Linked DNA regions of Mus musculus: all the other regions are linked to region 1. The links are chromatin loops, found by intact Hi-C in ENCODE. Cell type or tissue: heart. All regions are shown on one strand. Links, peaks and the distances in the headings refer to the core of each region. The heading gives the core; the rest is flanking DNA.

Region 1 (6,093 bases), core at 1,224-3,723:
ACCGATAAACCTGATCTAGATAATTCCCAGCTGATTCTAGGTCACGTCAAGTTAACAGGCATAATTAACCAGCACAGAAGGTTTGAATAAAACTTTAAAGGGGCATTGAGGTGGCTCAGAGGGTGGTGGCACTTACTGCAAAGCCTGGTATTCAATCCGAGATCCTACGTGGTAGAAAGAGAGAACTAATTCCTGTAAATTATCCTCTGACCTCCACACATGCATCATGGCACACGGATGCCCATCTTCCCACTCACAAATATCTCTCTTTTTTTTTTATTAGGTTTTTTTTGTTAGATATTTTCTTTATTAACATTTCAAATGTTATCCCCTTTCCTGGTTTCCCCTCCGAAGACCTCTTATCCCATCCCTCCTCCTCCTGCTCACCAACCCACCCACTCCTGCTTCCCTGACCTGGCATTCCCCTACACTGGGGCGTGTAACCTTCACAGGACCAAGAGCCTCTGCTCCCATTGATGTCCGACAAGGCCATATAAACATCTCTTTTAAAAAGTTGTATGAAGACCTTGTTTTAAGCTCCTGCAAGAGGTTCTAAAAATCAAAATGGAGGGAAGGTCATTGTCACCATGGAAATGATTTGTCCTTGAGAAATTAGGATTGAAGATACAACAGTTTCAACTTCTCCAACAGGTTTGCTCTAACTGTCGTGCTAATGAACTCTCCCCCCTTTAACCCTTAAAAAGACAGAGGTTACACTTACAAGGCAAGCTCCTAAGGAGATCAGACCTAGCCTTGAGTTAAGAAGCTCTTATACCTAGCAGGGGAGTCCCCACCTACCCCACTCCCACCCCACCCCCATCATTGTGGTCCTAAACAGTACCTGAATCCTCCATGATCTTTGTTGTGTCTGATATGTTGAGCTAAATCACATGATGCAAAACTTTTAACCAGACCCTCCAAAACTTAGAGAAGTCTGCTATTTCCTTTGCTCTGGGATGGCTTAAAAACCTCCTCAGAAGAGGCTCCTCTGGTTGCTCCCCACCATCCCTCTCAAGGCAGCTCAACCTTCTCTTATTTTTTTACTCTCACCATTGAGGAAGTGTCTCTCCTGGTTTTAAAGGGGAAGTTTTCTTCCCCGTAAGGGTCTGGGTTTTTTGTTTTGTTTTTAATATACCATACTATTTGATGCCTATTAAAACTCATCTGTAGTAGGAATAACCTCTTTCAGGACCGACCAACTCATACATCTACTCTATTGACTCAACTATCAGCAGTTGTTTATCTGACACTGTGTGACCTTAGTACTAACCAGTGAGCTATGGTTCCGCTGTTCTGCTTTCTTGTCTTGGCTTCCAGTGTGACTCTGGAATGACAATCTGCTTTCCTCTGCTTACTTTTTTTTTCTCTATTTATAAAACCATCCACCCCCTCACCTTCTCTTTCATGAAACGGAGTCCTACTCAGTCCCAGAGGCAAAAATAGAAATATGGGAATGGAGAGACGGCTCGGCAGTTAAAAGCATTTGTTGCTCTTCCAGAAGACCCAAGGCTTGGTTCCCAGCAACCGCATGGCGGTTCTCAACCATTTGTAACCCCAGTTCCACGGGACTTGACTCATTTTTCTGACTTCCTTAGGCACAGGTACATGTAGGCAAAAAAAAAAAAAAAAAAAAAAAAAAAAAATCATAGGCATAAAAATTAAATATTTAAAAATAAAAAGAAATAAAGATAATTCCCTCCTTGAATAGAGCCAGGGGCTCAAGAACTCTGGTCTCAACTGCTGTCTTCAAGGTTGGCCTAGGCCAGAGCTCACACAGCAGAATCCTTCTGGCCAACAGACACTCCTGTAGGTGGACAAGGAGAGGATATGGAGAAGGCTACAGGATCAGTCATTTGACCAAAGGACCATCTGGAGACATGGCTGTAAACCCAGTGTGTGGGCCAATGTCTTCTGTCAACCAGAAGCAAAAACCTCTTCAAAAAAGGAGAATTTTTTATTTTGAAGAAAAATAAGAACTTGTCCTAAGTACGTTGTCACAAATCACAGATTGGCCTAAGGCAAATATGGTTTTTTGTTTTGTTTTGTTTTGGCTTGCTTATACAAATGAGCTCGGTTGGTACATTTTGTTTTACCAGTTTAGAATTTTAGGAATACAAATGGATGAAGAGGGTTCCTGGTCATTGGCTTGAGATTAGGCTGGGCAGGAACTGACCTCTGAGGGAGGAAGAAAAGACCAGCTTAGTCAACCAGGCAACACCTTAGGGTGAGGTCTGTGGGAGATAAGTCAGATCACCAGGACACTAGGACACAGTGCTTCAAATATTCCTATGCTCTACTAAGTCGCTTACTAATAAATGATTAAACGGAGCTTTTGGGTTTGTTTGTTTGTTTTTCTCACACAAAAATTCCATGGCCTTTGGGCTCACAATCAAAGAGAATTTGGTGCTACCAGAAGTTAACTTATCCTACGTAGCCAACCGACAGAGTTCACCCCATTTTCTTATCAACTTGCAACACTGGGCCCCTGAGGAGAACTAGTTGGAAGCAAATTCAGAACCGGAAAATCCAGGCAGCCCAGAGGGGCAACAAGTCCTAGCTCAACCAGGCGCGCCCTCCACAAAGCCTGGCCAGATTCCCGCTGAGTCCTGGGTGGGGGTGGGGGGAACCAGGGAGGGTCTGGCGTGAAGCCAGGCCCCGCCCCGCTCAAGGCCCCGCCCCTCCGGGCCCCCGCCCTGCGCCCGCGCCCCAGCTGCGAGGCCGGAAACCGCGCTGCACTGAGCCGCTGCTGCTGTCGCGCAGTCCGCTCCTCCGCTGCAGAGTCGTGCCCTGAGCTCGGCCGACAAGGCTGCCTTCGCAGCCGGGATCCTGCCAGCCGCGACCCCAGCCTTCGCCGTCGCCGCCTAGGGCGCCCCAGGCCGCACCATGGTGAAGGTGACGTTCAACTCGGCGCTGGCCCAGAAGGAGGCCAAGAAGGACGAGCCCAAGAGCAGCGAGGAGGCGCTCATCGTCCCTCCGGATGCCGTGGCGGTGGATTGCAAGGTCCTGGCTGGGGTCGCGGGCGGGGTCCCGGCGGCGGGGACGGTTTCCCGGACGGTCCTCCGCTCCCGGGTACCGTGGTGTGTGTGTGTGCAGCGAGCGGGGCGGGGTCCTGGCCCTGGCGACCCCCGAGGGGACAGTTGCACAGGTGTACGAGGTCCCGCGGCTTTGCACTTGGCTTGGTAGCCCGGGAACCTGCAGCGACAGGCACCGCCACCACCGAGTTTGGCACTTTTTTTCCAGTATAAATACTGTGCCTAAAATGGCTGACATCATAACAAGCCTAAACCTCTGTTGTTTCCTACTTTCGTTTCTAGGCTGAACAGCACTTGGACTAAGTCCAGCAACTGTAAGCATCTTCATTTTTTAAAAGCCCTTTTCTTTTACAAACTCCCTTGCCTACAAATGGCCTTCGGTGTTGGCAGGTGAACACCTTGGGGTCTGGAGAGAGAAGACAACAGTATACTGGGAGTAGTTTCTGGCTGGTGATTTTATTATTGTAACAAATATTCCAGGTGAAAGTAATTGCTATTGTGGCTGTTCCCATGTAACCCAACAGTTGACTTTTATCAGCCTCTTTGTGGGTACTTCTGAATAAGTGAAACTGGAACCAAAACATAGGAATTTGCTCCCATCCCTACAAAATAGGTAACCTTTGTGTTACCACATCCCCGGTTAGCACTGAGTGATGCTGTCACTGGATTCAATTTTTAAAAGTGATGTACAGTAATATTCTTTTAAATATAAATATAATTTTTGCCTAAGTTTTCTTTTTGCCTTTTTAGGGCTTCTGACATTTGATACCTATGAATACTAACAGCGGGTGCTGCTTCGTTTTTCACTAACACTTTTTAATACCTATTGTCACTTGGGTAATTTTAGTTTTGACTTAAAATCAGTCGTTTGTGTCCATGGTACAAGTAGTAAGGAGAGTTTTTGTTTTTGTTTGTTTGTTTTTTAATGATCTAATGAAAATTACTGTAAAGAAACAGGCCACTAATACCCTATAAAATTTTTGGATATATAATAGCAGTCTGGGCTGTTTGGACATGTTTTCTGGAAACGTTCCAGCTAAAAGCAAACATCATGTTGATTTTTTTAAATGACTGTCTTCCCCTGAGATGAGAGAGCTGATTCCCTAAAAGGATTAAGGGTTCTGGTTTTAGTATTGTTTTCCTGAACCTAGTACAAACACTCTTGGTCTTGAAAACATGTTTAGAATTCACAGGTAAAAATTGTCATAGCAAATTATCATATCTCTTTTGTCCGGATGCACATTTTAATCTAGAATAGACCCATAGTCAAGCACCCAATCACAACAACTCTATATCTTGTTTGTGGAGACACCTTGAGTCTCCTCAAGCCCAGATAGGCCTTGAACTCTGCCCTTCCTTCATTTTCCTCCCCAAGTACTGGGATTACAGGTGTGCACAGCCATGCCCAGCTTCAAATATACATTCTCACTGATATTATATAGGTATATGGTCTTTAAATTCTAAAACTATAACTCCTCCCACGCTAAGCAAGCATCAATGATGTCATTTCTCTGTTTTTTATTCCAGGGTTGTAAAGGTTTCAAACTCTCAGACAAACGTCAGAATTCACTTTGCAGGGGAGCTTTGAATCAGTCTTGCCATTTATGAAGTAGCAGTCTTATTTTTGAGCTCTTAAGGATTTTTCATATGCTCACCATAATTTAATTTTTATTTCACAGTAACTGTCTATAGCTGTACACTTTGCTTTTATTTCTTAATTTCTCTGATTTCTCTATCCAAAGGAAGATACTTCAATTAAGCAGTGAGGGCTTGTGTTCTTCTATAGCCACACAGAAGTCACAGCTAAATTGGTTTGGTTAATACAGAGAGAGGGAGAGAGAGAATGAATTCTTTTTCCAGCTATAAGCTGGAAGCCTTTTCTCAGTGGGGACAGTATCTCTACAATGGGAGTAGGTGGAATAAAGGAAAAGCCTGCTTGCCTAGCGAGAGAACTGATCTCATCCCAGAGCTGCGGAGTGATTACATAATGTTCTGATGTTCCTTTGGGCTGCACTGTGTGGCAACCACCTTGTCCGACCGCCCGGGCTGGGAACAGAATTAGCCTTAATGTGTTCTGCCTGGGGCATTTCCTCTGGTCAAGAGGACCAAGCTGGTTTGAGAACTTGGAAAGAAAGCCCTTTAGCACTTTTACACAGCAGCCACGGACCTGTTTGTACAGCCTGTGCTTGAGGAGTGCCCCGTGGGTATCTGTAAGAATTCTGCTGTCTCCTGTCAGGGGCTTATGTAACATACGTACACAGGGCCATTTACACCGCTGTCTTCTGCTGCTGTCTCCCACCCTGCATGAGACCCTTCTGGAAGCAGCCCCACAGCTCCGTTACGGTTTCCAACTACTCTGTGCCTTAGCTGTCTGTTCCAGCAGCTATTTCTTTTGATTACATTATCCCAGCTAGTTTGCATTATTTTTTTTTTTCCGTCCACATTTTTCAGTTGACAGTCTTATCTTCTCAGACCCATCCTGATTGACACTCGGCCTTTAGGGGGACAGCTGTAGCAAAGAATCATAATATCGTGATCTGTGTGACAAAAGTCAGTTTGAAGTGATAAGGATATACTATGGTATAGACAGCAGTCCTTGATTTTTGTATTCAGAGCTTTCTTTGAACCTTTCGGAAAGTATGTGTGCAAATACTGCAATAGAAGCCCTAAGTATGTCCAATATAACTGCTTGGCTTTATTTTACCTTAAATTATTTTTTTGGGGGGGGTCAAGATTCAAGGGTCGAACCAGATGGTCTACAAGGACTCTATCAGTTTAAAAATTATATGAAGATGCTAGGATTATATAAATTACAGTTTTACAACAATTAAAGTTGTTTGGGCTTTTGAGACAAGGTCTCTCATAGCCCAGGCTGGTCTTGAACTTGCAACGAAGCTGATGATGGCCTTGAACTCCAGATCCTCTGGTCTTCCTGAGTGCTAAGATTATAGTCCACCACACCCAGCTAACAATTCTATTGTTTTAATTGTGGGGGAAAAAAAAAACCCAAGTCCTCCCCTTCTCAAGCAGACAGCTTCCTTTCTTTTTTTCTGTGTTTAAT
Region 2 (6,093 bases), core at 1,670-4,169, 120 kb before region 1:
TCTGTACACCAGTGTTGTACTCAGAAATTCTGCTTCCCCCACTCCCACTCCACTGTGTGGGACTACTGCACAATGAAGTAGTGAGCAAAGTGGGCACTAATAAATATCAGATTTACCATTGATAGGAATGCAGAAATCACCAGAGAATGATACAAAGGGGAATTAAAGACACTAAAAGCAATACAAACTATTACAGCTTGCCTGTAAGGAAGAAAGTAATAAAAAGCTAGTTTTCAGTATTTTACCTTCCCATATTTCTCACCATACTTTAAAACCGATCCCGGAATGTGAAACATCGTCAACTAATGATAGACTAGTTCAATTTCCACGCTGGGCACTGCTGTGGAAACTGGCAGACATTATTCTATCACCTGCTTCTGCTCTGGAAAACTCTTTTCCCTGGCCATTTCCCAAATTAAGTTTCCAGGCTCCTGTTGAAGATCAAGGGTGAGGTGGAGGAGCAGAAGTAGGCATGCCTCTCCCAGGAGCTCAGTATCAAGGGAAGGAATCCAGGCCTACAACATTCATTAGCTCCGTTCTCCAAGAAGCAAAAAGCTCTGACACTCTACCTGGATGCATGGGCCTCAGAGCCTCTAATCTTGGGGAGAAATATATCTACTAACATCAAGCTTCAGTTTGTGCTTACCCAGGGATGAACCCCTGTAGTAGGAATGGCCCCCTCTATGCAAACACCAGGCTGCACAGGTAAAGCCAATAAAGGAAGATACCTGCATCCTCTTCTGGCCTCTGAGTGAATGCTCACAAATGCACACACACACACACACACACACACACACACACACAGAGAGAGAGAGAGAGAGAGAGAGAGAGAGAGAGAGAGAGAGAGAGAGAGAGAGAGAAGGGGAATGGGGGAGACAGACAGACACAGACACACAGAGAAAATACTTAGGGAGGGTAAAGACAGAAAGCATTAAGGTAGAAGTGCCCTGGGTTTAGTGTTAGAGAATGGAACAGAGAGGACCAGAGAAAGAGATAACTCAGCCAAAGAGACAGAGCACTCCACCATCATCCTTTCTTGTTTGTCTTTAAGAAAACATCTTACTGTACAGCCTCGCTGTCCTGGTACTCACCACTGTGTAAATCCAGCTGGCACCAGGCCTGTGGCAAATCTCTAACTTCAAATGTGGGAGTCATCAACTTCTTCATTTAAATGTGTAGCAAAAAGAGCCTTGCCAGATGTGGCTCCTACGTCTTGGCCTTCCCACCTTCAAGGGTATCGCATTTCTGTTTATTATGGCAATCCAGCCTAAGGTATTCTCTGATGGTAGCACAGAGTGATTGGAGATGGTCTCTACTGGCTCAGTGTCTTCAAGAACCTTCTGAATTTAAGGACCCATGGTAGAGACTAATTGCTCTTAGCAGCCATCAGTCAACAAATTAATGTTGCTAAAGTACAGTCAATTACCTAGTACAAATGTAGTTCACTGCCATCTGAATTGCCTTGGCCAAATTCTAACTCATGGCTTTCAACAGAATAATTATTTTTGCTCTTTTCTTCCTAATGTTAAGACACAGAAGGATGACGGAAAAGAGGGAAAAAGAAAAAGAAAAGAATGGGGGAAGAAGGAAGAGGAAAAGAAGGAGGAAGCAAGCGAGGGAGGACAGAAGAGGGAGTTAAAATGGGAATGGAGAGGAAACAAAGATTTAAAGAGAAAGAAAGAAGAACAATTATCCCAGCATGGCTAACTCGGACTTGCGAGGCTGAGTCGGAAGGCTGGAAATTTAAGACCTAACGAAACTCTATATTCTGAGACATATCTATAGCAAGTTCATGCCTGCCTGGGAGATCTAATGAGACCCTCAAGAAAAGAGGCTGTGGAGCTAGGGCAGCAGTACAGAGGTGGTGTGCTTGCCTACTACATGGGAGACTCTGGGTCTAACCCTCAGCACCACAAAAAGAAATTACACAGAACTTGTTTTCCACAGACTAAGATGTTTAAATTGGTCTTCCGATATGCTGCCCCGGCCCTTTAACCTTTGAACAGTTTGTCCTACACCTAAGGACATGCTTAGCATTTTTTGTCATCACGAGACTCATCTCGAATCTTCTGTGAAGGTCAGTTTTACATTCATTTCAACCTTTGTTTTCTTCCCGATCAAAATATTTGCTTTGGCTGTGCTATGTGTGAGAGTTCCCAGAAACGTTTCCTTCAGCTGTTGGTAAGTTCGTGAGCATCCTGTCTTTCACTCTGGGAAGACAATTCAGAAAAGATTGGCTGTAATCTCTTTGTTTTCCGTTTCCTTGCATTTCAAACCAGTTTGCTTTTGCCCGTGAGCCCTCACGTGGTAAGACAGATGCTTGATAAATGCATAGTAATTTGATTTAATTCCTGAAGCATTTGATGAGCTTAAACAATATAGTTATATTGGCACAGTTTGCCTCGAATTTCCTTAACCTTGGGTCTGAATGTTTATCACAATCCAGAAAGAACTATATGGCCCTGTGCACAAATGAGTCACTGTACTCTACCCACAAAGGCTTGGAGATAAACATAGCTTAGTGCCAGCAAGTGCAGAACTGTATCCACCCCGAGACCCCCACATTGCCGTCCATTGTGTCTTCCCGAAAAATGCATTGTGATTTCCAAATTTCCATTAACTGTCAGATGCACCCAAAGGTGCACTCTCTGCCCAGATTTGTATCATTAAAGGCACAAAGGTGAATTTACTGCTAAATGTTTGAGTAAAAGCAACGAGGTTAAAGGAGGCCTCTTGGTCCTTGTTTCTGTGGAACAGTGGGCTCTTTGTCCTTTCAGAGCCTCTGGGGCTTGGCCCCCGGCCTCTTCTTGGATAACATGTTGCTCTTCGTCTTGCTGGACAGCTGCCAGGTCTAGTTCTCACCCCCCCCCTCCCCCAATAAGTTATTCCCTTTGGGCAGTCCCAATGCAGACATGCATACAGTGACTCCCTGTCCTCAGAAGTCAGGCTTCCAGAACATTCCCTGCCCATTTTGTGAATCTAATACCTGATATAAAATTTCTAATTACAGGCACTCAATTCTCTCTCCTAGGAGATCTGAAGCTTCAAAGGCTGCTGGTTGCCAGACCTTTTCTTCTCCCTGGAAAGCCCTTGCCAAATGGCCACATTTCACTCTGTCTGATCCAGGCTTTTTATCTGTTCTCAAGCAGACAAGGGCAAAACGCTTCATCTGCCGGCTGCTCAGGCAATCCACTTCCAGGATCTGCGTGTGCACACTCCCGACATACCAGTGTGTTGTGCAAATCACTGCAGAGCTATTTCTCAGGCTCCGGCCAAACCACTGAGATGCTTCTCAAACAAACAAACAAAAAAAAAAACAAACAAAAAATCCTTACAATTTCAAAGAGCGTTGGCACAAGTGAATTCTAGAAGTGTCAGCGGCTTTTCCCTATGGATGTATATCGAACTCACAGAGCAGTGGATGCAAGGTTCAAGATGAAAAGGGATGAAGTTAGGAGGTGCAAATATCGTTTCACAAGAGAGAATTCTGACACATGCATATTTAAATGTTTGCAAAAAAAAAAAAAAAAAAAAGCTTTTTGGCTTAGGTTGTTCTAGGGTGCTGATCAGAAACTTTAGATTCTCAGAAAAAGTGAAGAGTCTATCCAGGCTCTATCACCAAGGACTACGAAATGGCCAAAGTCCAAAGAGTCTAAAACTCTGACCTATCCTGCCTATTTTGGGTGATAATGGATATGTTTGGGTTCCTGTATGGCAGGTCCTGCCAGGAGCCTGAGTAGGTTCAAGGTGGCCCCAAGAAATGCAAGGCAAGAAAGGCAGCCATCAGAGCTGTCTCGGCCTGAATCATCAGGAGAAAGGGTCAAAGGCAAAGGTAGAGAGAAGGGTCCTGGGAAATCTCCTGGGCGGGGCGAACAAACCACTCTGGAGCCTCTGTTGATAGATGTTAGGCTGGATAATTTCCTGCTCTGCATTTCTCTTTGGAAACTGTAAACAGTGGTATGACATAGAGAGTGAGAGAGTAAGCAAGAGCGTTCAGACAGACCAAAAGCATGTGCACAGGTCTGAGCCCAGGCCCGTCTGCTTGTTTAAACCCCCAGCACAGGCAGGGAGTAGCTGTGATCCCGAGGACACAGCCAGAGACCCTGCTGACACAATGGGAGATGAGCCAAATGATCCCCACCCTCTACAGCTGACTTTCCAATGGGGAGGCAGAGCTTTAACAAGCCAGTATGAGAGAGACAGTTTTAGTTTATGGTAAATATTATAAAGGGGTGAGGGCCGCCTCAAATGGACAGCCACAGAAACTACCTCTAAGGAGGGCAAAGCTTTGGCTACGAACCAAGGGATGAAAACGAGAACTCATAAAAGCTCTGAGACACTAAAAGACAAGAAGGCCTCTGAGGTCTCTGACAAAAATCGACTCACTGTTGGGTTTGGGGTGGAAACCGAGAAAACGCACTTCCGTTCCAGAAGCTTAAAAATGAAAGTCTATTTTCTGGGGGTCAGGGAGTTGGCTAGGTCAGCATCTGAACCATGTCCCTGTAGGGAGACTGTACAACATTTTTAAAGGATGGGAGCACAAAGCAAGGGGGAGCTGGGGAGAGCCGCTGTGTTATTCAACTGTATTTTGACATTATGGGCTAAGCAAGGGAGCACCCGTTGGAGACTGAGCCATATCCAGGGCACCTGACTTCCAGGTCCTTAATTCACTCTCCTAGACATTGGGCCTGGAGCTCAGGGTGATAAGGGGACAAAGGAGCAGGCCAGTGGCATTCAGTTAATTAGGGAATAACAGGCAAATGGTTATATATGTTTTAGAACTTATGCACCATAGTTTATATAACAGCAATAGTCTTTACAAGTCAACAGACAATTGAGAAAGCATTTGTTTGGAGAAGTGGGATAGGTATTCATTCCTAGTCCTGGGAACATGACCTTGTTTGACCCACCAGCAAAATGGAGAAGTTGTCCTTGAGATGTGTGGACTCAGACAACCTGTTTACAACAGAAGATGTTCAGCTACAGGGAAGTCCCCAGCTCCCCTAAGGACTCGGACCTTGAATTTAGTTGGAAAACGAGTTGGCAGTACTTAGAATAAGTTTCTTTTGCTTGTTCTCTACACTCAACCCCAGCTAGGGAGCCATGACAGACCAAAGTACAGATGATGTTTTGTAATGCAGCAGGCTCATGCTCTTAACTCCAATTGGCCAACCCTCAGGGCAGTGTTCACTTAAACTCACCTAACTCATTGCGACTTCTCTTCCTCCATATTCTCCTTCTCCCGGTTCTCCTCTGATCACCAAGTCTGGGAATCTTAAACCCCGCCTACATCTCTTCTGCCCAGCTATTGGATGTCAACATCTTTATTCACCAATTAGAAATAATTTGGAGTCAAGGTCACATAGGGTCTATGGACTCCAGATTTTGGGTTCCCACAATCATCATTACAATAGAAAGCAAGCCCCAAACCTCAACAATGGGATTAGAAAGTCGAATGCTCTAAGGCACAAGTCATGAGGTTCAATGGAGAGTAATTTTGTAAAGATGTTGAAGTGTCTATATTCTGTGCTGGTATCAATGGGAAAGTTCCAAAGTATGTAGAAAATGAGCTGGGAGATGAAGTTAGAGTAGTCATTAGAAGACTCTACACTAACACAGGTACAGTGTGATGACTTGACACAAATGAAGAGAAGACTGATTGCCTCTGTAGCCATGGTGATTGCATCTGGTATTCATGGCATTTGCATCTGTAACCATGGCTTTAAAAAACAAATGTGAAGATTTGTGTATGGTTCTTGTAATCCCAGGGTTGGAAAGGTTGAAACAAGTGGATCCGGAAGTCAAGGCCATCCTTGGCTACTTAGTGAGTTTGAGGCCAGCCAGCCTGGATTAGGAGGAAACAAACAAACATGTGCCAGGGCTATCTATCTATCTATCTATCTATCTATCTATCTATCTATCTATCTATCTATCTATCTCAAGAAGTTGAGCCAGAAAGAATACACAAACTGAAACTGAAAGATGGACAAGCCATGATGGGCTGGGTAAATCAAATGGAGAAAGAAATCAGCCCAGGAATGTGTAGATGTGCTAGCAAGAAGAAAGCTACGGTGAGTACTGTGTAGGGGGGAA
Region 3 (6,093 bases), core at 1,670-4,169, 140 kb after region 1:
GCTTCAGGAGCTGTTATGAGGGATAATAATCACTTATGCAAAGGATATTGAGAAACATCACACTTAATTGTGATTTCCCTTGCTTTGTTCTCTTTCCTCACCTATACAATGATTTAAGACCAGAGAACTGAGGGCACAGTAGTCTGGGATTGTTCATCCTGGCTCACTCCCCTTTTTGAGAACTTTTCCCTTTGCCTCCTCTGCCCTGTGACTTTCTCCAAGTAGTAAATATTCAGGAGGGAAAAGGTCTTTGAGCCCCACTTTGTTGGATGTGACTACTCTTGGCTGCTAAGTGGCAGTTGGAGTTTATTATATTGCTTTGCTTATGATTCATGTTAGTAATTACCCCATGGCAATGCTAGTTCACCATTCAAGTACAGACAGGACAAGAGACAGCAACTGTAGAAAGGCTAAGAAGTATCTTCTGTCCTTTACCTGTGGAATGGAAGTACACCAGCTCTAATTTAGAAGATGAACAGGGATCGTTGACATAAGAGAATACAGTCCTGACATCTCCAGTTTCAGCTTGTGATTTCCTAACTAGTATAGTGAAGATAGAATTCTAGATGTGCAAGAAAAAGAGAAATGAATGAAATACTCATCTTAACTGGGTAGCATCTGGATTTTTCTAGGTTTCTCCAGCAGAGTAAGACAACTCCGAGTGCCGGGCATAAGGCGGTTGTCCTTTAGTCATCTGAAGCTACTGACTGCATTTTGTAAAACAGCACAGCTTTTCTCTTTCCTAAGCACTTATGCCCTGGTGCTCCCTCTGGGCCAGCACTGTAGAGTCACTTCAGCATGTGTATTTATAGCCCTCTCATGTGTGCTCTTTAAACTTACTTTATTGGCTTTTAATATTTTATAATTTTGCTCAAGATCACCAAATATCAAAAGTCGTTAGTTTGTTTTTGATTTTCGTCTTTTCCTGTGTTGCTATAAGTGATAGATTTAAGACATATGGGCCAGAGATACAGGCCATGGGTAAAGGTACTTAGCTCCAAGCCTGACAGCTTAAGTTCAGTCCTCAGTCCTTGTAACTTCTATAAGTGTGTGCTGGTGTCTGCGTGCTCTCCCTACTTCCCAGCACAAGAAGACAAATAAACCTAATTTTAAAAGTTTATTTTTAAAGCAATGTTAATGAAATGTAGAACAGAAATTTTATTTCTAACTCTTCTGGGTTTTTAAGAATTATTATTGCTAGCCAGGCGTGGTGGCGCACGCCTTCACGCCTTTAATCCCAGCACTCGGGAGGCAGAGGCAGGCGGATTTCTGAGTTGGAGGCCAGTCTGGTCTACAAAGTGGGTTCAGGACAGCCAGGGCTACACAGAGAAACCCTGTCTCAAAAAACAAAAAAACAAAAACAAAATTATTATTGCTACATTTTAGGTGGCTTTTTTGTTATTTGTTTGTGTATTACCATTCACTAAAATATAACAGAGAAGCTAGACATGGTTGTGTATATCTGTAACCTAAGCACTCGGAAGGCAAAGACAGAAGGGTACTGAATTCAAGACCAGCCTCTGCTGTGTAGTACAAGGTAGAAGGCAGCTTAACATGCCTAGTACCCCAGGTTCCTTTCTTTCAGAAAAAGGAAAACAAAAAACAAGAGAATTATATATAATAGAATTTCCCTTTAAGATTTTATTATGCTCTCTTATGATTTCTTTCAAAAACATCTAATAGATAATTGTTTTTAAGTCACTTTTATTTTTGGAATTAAAATGCTTTGTCATTTTTATCATTATGCTCATAGCATATTTTAGGGTAATTTTTCTGGGATTTTTTTCCTTTTCATACTAAGAAATACTAGTTTTAAAATTCATTGTTTTCATTTTGTTTTGTTTCTTTTCTGTAAACATTGAAATGAGAACAGCCCAGAGAGGATTGGGTATAGGAGTCACTGGATTCATTTGTTCCTTAGAATAGCTGTTACATTGTCTTTCCAGATGGGATATTTGTAGCGTTGTGCTGTGCGTATGAGACACCACCAGGCTCATGTGACTTCATAGTTTAACAGGTTGATCTGAAGCAAACTTTTCCACAGTTCAATTCAAATGGAAGGCGACCGATTCCTGTTCTTGGAAAATGCTGAAGATTGCTCTGACATGCAAATATGTTCTCTCTGCAACCTGCTTTTGCAACCTCCTCCTCCTCCTCTTCTACATCCTCCTCCTCTTCCTCCTTCCCTTCCTCTCCTCTTCCTTCTCCTCTGGCTCCTTCCTCTGTTTTTTAAAACCAACATATTTTGTTGTTGTTGTTTTTCTCTTCAGTAGCTAAAATTTTACTGAACTATGTGTTCTAGTCTCTTTACTCGGAGACGTCCTAAAGACCAGCACATAAAATATAGCCCAATTTTGATCCATCCATTAGCTGACTGTGAGCATCCACTTCTGTGTTTGCTAGGCCCCGGCATAGTCTCACAAGAGACAGCTACATCTGGGTCCTTTCGATAAAATCTTGCTAGTGTATGGTTGGAGAAGTAGCTCTTATTAAAAATATTATTTTGAAGATTATGTTGTTCAGAATGAAAAGATTTATGAAAGAAGCCTTTGTTGTTTTTCGCTGTAGTAAAGGTGTTTATTATTAGTGTGACTTCCCATGTGTAACTTATACTGTACAGTGCCTTTCCTCTCTCTCCCATCTCCTCCAGTATCCTTCCCTCCCCTTTCTCTTGTTGTTTCTATCCAGCTAACCTTTTATATACTTATTTCTTAAAATGATTTTTCTAGTTCAAACTAACAAACTTCTGAGCACAAATCTTTACTTCCTCTATTCTCAGGACATTGTAGAACAACAGAAATGTACTCTCACACTAGGACTCACATAGACGGGACAAACGCAGCAGAGCTGAGACTGTCAAGAGGAAAAGAACAAAGAAAGTAGAGGGATTAATTCATTTTATGAGGATAAAAACTAAATGAGGGTGTTTTGATGGGTGTAACAGAATAGAACAGATCATAATACAAAGAACACACACAGCAAAGTGCTTTCAGGGAGATGGGAGCTTCAGCCTCGAAGCAAATACAGGAATTGTCATTGCCAGAATTCTCTAGAGTACCAACTGGTATGTATCAAAATTATCTGAGACTTATAAAAACACAGGTTACAGATTGTTAGGTACAACCCCAAAGTTTCTGGGTTGGAGTTCAAGAATTTGTGATTCTACCATGTTGGTGGATGGTGGTGGTGGGTGTCTGCAAACATGAAGTTCCTGGACCCTTGCCTCAGAGACCCATGCCAGTCTGTCAGGAACTTGCAAGTGTGTCTGCTCCTCTTCGGGTAAATCAGAGGTATGCAGCTTGGATTGAAGCCTAGTATTAATTATTGTGCAGTGCATAATCTATACACATGTAAGCAATTCTGTCTAACTGTGGGAATTGTCCTCATAAACCCATTGCAAGCTGTGAATATCATAAGTCAAAAATGCCTTTGATGCCATTAACCCACAGAGTAACTTGTTTGGCCTGTCATGAAGTGGCTGCCAGGAAGCTTGTAACTCTGTTGCTGCCTTGTACTGAAGAGATATCATGGAACATATTACTAACTGGGAAAAGAGAATTCAGTTTGAAGTACAGTTTCCACATAATGTATACTACTTTCATGCTGTATTAAAAAGTAAGTGAGCATCCTGTAAGTCAGGGACCATCTATACATGCCTGACCAGCTAACCTTCAATTTTTTGATGGGTTCTTTTTTTGTTTTGGTTTTGGTTTTGGTTTTGGTTTGGTTTTGGTTTTTTTGAGACAGGGTTTCTCTGTATAGCCCTGGCTGTCCTGGAACTCACTTTGTAGACCAGGCTGGCCTCGAACTCAGAAATTCGCCTGCTTCTGCTTCCCACGTGTTGGGTTTAAAGGCGTGTGCCACCACCGCCCAGCTCAACCTTCAAATTTTGTATGCACATAAACACCCAGGCATGCAGTTTCCTATTGATGTCAAATGGAAAATCTGAGCAGGAACAGCTACCCTGAGACTTCTATAGCAGATCTGAGTGTGCTAGGAATGCAGAGGTAATTTTTCCTGGGAAGGAAAATACAAGAAACTTCTGTGCTATTGGATTAGGTTACGTTACTTCTTATCTTCGTATCAAGGAGTACTTGGTTCATTTTCTCTCTATTCTTCTCTCCAAGAAAGATCAGTGTGTGTGTGTGGGGGGGGGGGGTGGGAGGGGGTAATCAGGGAAAGAATATAATAATAATAAATAATAATAACGGAGGAAATTTTCTACATCTGTTGATAACATAGGGCTTCACTCAGAAAAGACCCACTTGGTATGCTAAGCATGATGAGTATACATTTGGTCATATCACAGTTAGTTAAGGAGAATGTTAAAATTATTTATGGAGAATAAAATGCAGATCACCATTGCAGTTGTCATTCAGAACACTGAATATTTGACAGTCTCGTATTCTTTATCTGTGTGTATGTACGTGTGTGTGTGTGTGTGTGTGTGTGTGTGTGAGAGAGAGAGAGAGAGAATGAGAATAGGGTAATTATTAGAACCAAATGAATTAATACTCAGTGTAGGTACTACTCAAACAAATAGATAAGGGGAGGAGTTTTTCTGGAGTTACCTAACAATTTTTTAAATAATTGGCCTGTTGTGATAATTTTTCTTTTATTAAAAAAAAAAAGTTTTCTTTTGGAAAGAAGGCTCAGAGGTTAAGAGAACACACTGCTTTTCCAGAGAACCCAAGGTCAGTTCACAGTATCCATGGTTGGTGCTTAGAATCACCTGTAACTGCAGCTTTAGGGGATCTAAACTAAGCGAGTGCATGCGTGCGCCCGCGCAAACACACACACACACACACACACACAGAGTTAACAATACTAAAAATCCATCTTTGAAAAATAGCAGATGAGTAAAAATGGTAAGATAAAATAAAAATTTAAGAGTTCATACTTGTATGAATATAAGTGTCTCTAGAAAATACTGCTGATTGAGCCATATTGTCAGTCACCAAGTAATTGTCAATTCAAATATGTTCTATACCCATAAGTTTCTTGATTATTCCCCTTGAATTTTGAACATTTCAGAAGTCATGTTACCAATGGGTAATTTAGTTTTCAGGCTAGTTCAAACAGGTTATTTTATGATTACTTTGAAATGTTGTCCTTGTGTAAGAACTTTTTATAACATGCTTTCCATTGAACAACTAAATTTATAGTGAAAAATAGTGGGTCTTATCTTCCTTCCATCTGGAGTTGGATGGCCTGTAAGCATTAAAGTTTAGTTGCTGAGAAACTAGCAAAGATTCTTCTAGGCATTAATAATTTAATATATGTCAAAAAATTACGTTCATTAGGGTTCTACCACATATAACCAAATGCATTTTCTGTAGCTGTTTCATCCACAAATTAGTCTTTCTGCATTGGAAGTATGAACTCTGCTTCATTTTCTGTTTTCTGTTTCCTGGTCGAGTGGCCAATTTCTCTAATGATCAGTGCTTATAATTAGGATTTATACTTCAAATTCATTGTTACTATTTCAAATGTAAATATTAAGGCTTGTTCAGAACCTTGATAGTATCTTGATTTTTTTTCCCCCTATGGAAAGACAATGAACAGCATACATATTAAGTTTGGAGCCAGTTTTTAGGGTGCCATAAAGCTGTCTTCCATGACAATACTCTGATCTTCCTTTCTTTGAAGAAAGGCAGTGTAAAAAGAAGGCTTCTACCATCTGTCCCTTTATGAAGATGTTGAAAACTGTTTGAGGAGGAGCAGGAATGGCAGGATTGATACTGTCATTTTAAAGTAATAAAAGGTTACAGTCTCAGTGTTTTCATGTATGTTTGTGAGTAAGGGGGAAATAGAAAACCCTAAAATACGTAACTTACCTCACATTTTGTTACTCAAAAAGGAAAATAACATACATTTTGTTGTGATACTCTTTTGTCTAGATAGGTAAGATTTACCCAGTATTTTAAATTTCTTTTTCGGTAGTGTTGGTATTAAACCTAGGGTCTTCACATATAGGTAAGCTCTGTACACCGGCTGTATCACCTGCCCTTAATATTTGATCAACATGAGAAAATTACAACTTTTTAATCTATTGTGACACTTTGTTAAGAATCTTACCAAAGTTGCCCAGTG

Evidence for each region. A loop is a pair of places that touch in the nucleus more often than their neighbours do. Peaks named below come from ENCODE experiments on the same cell type or tissue, not always from the same donor. Only the 100,000 strongest peaks of a DNase experiment are listed, where the experiment ranks them.
Region 2: it touches region 1 in a loop (8-fold over the local background); 7 of 42 quality-filtered maps call a loop at or near these places.
Region 3: it touches region 1 in a loop (1.9-fold over the local background); 3 of 42 quality-filtered maps call a loop at or near these places.

Annotation. Positions count from the first base shown.
Region 1 is chr14:73,381,917-73,388,009 of GRCm38, reverse strand. Itm2b (integral membrane protein 2B) reads left to right here and starts at 2,721. Exons shown (of 6, transcript NM_008410.3): 1 at 2,721-3,000. The coding sequence starts at 2,884. In heart, for the core only: no CTCF peak of the experiment used is centred there; a DNase peak (open chromatin) is centred at 2,649; H3K4me3 peaks cover 1,482 bases; H3K27ac peaks cover 1,703 bases.
Region 2 is chr14:73,499,815-73,505,907 of GRCm38, reverse strand. No RefSeq gene overlaps it. Among named protein-coding and RNA genes, the nearest start is that of Med4, 7.2 kb to the left of the region's middle. In heart, for the core only: no CTCF peak of the experiment used is centred there; DNase peaks (open chromatin) are centred at 2,817, 3,127 and 3,877; H3K27ac peaks cover 1,195 bases.
Region 3 is chr14:73,241,804-73,247,896 of GRCm38, reverse strand. The region is part of intron 17 of Rb1 (RB transcriptional corepressor 1); the gene reads left to right. Among named protein-coding and RNA genes, the nearest start is that of Lpar6, 7.0 kb to the right of the region's middle. In heart, for the core only: no CTCF peak of the experiment used is centred there; no DNase peak of the experiment used is centred there.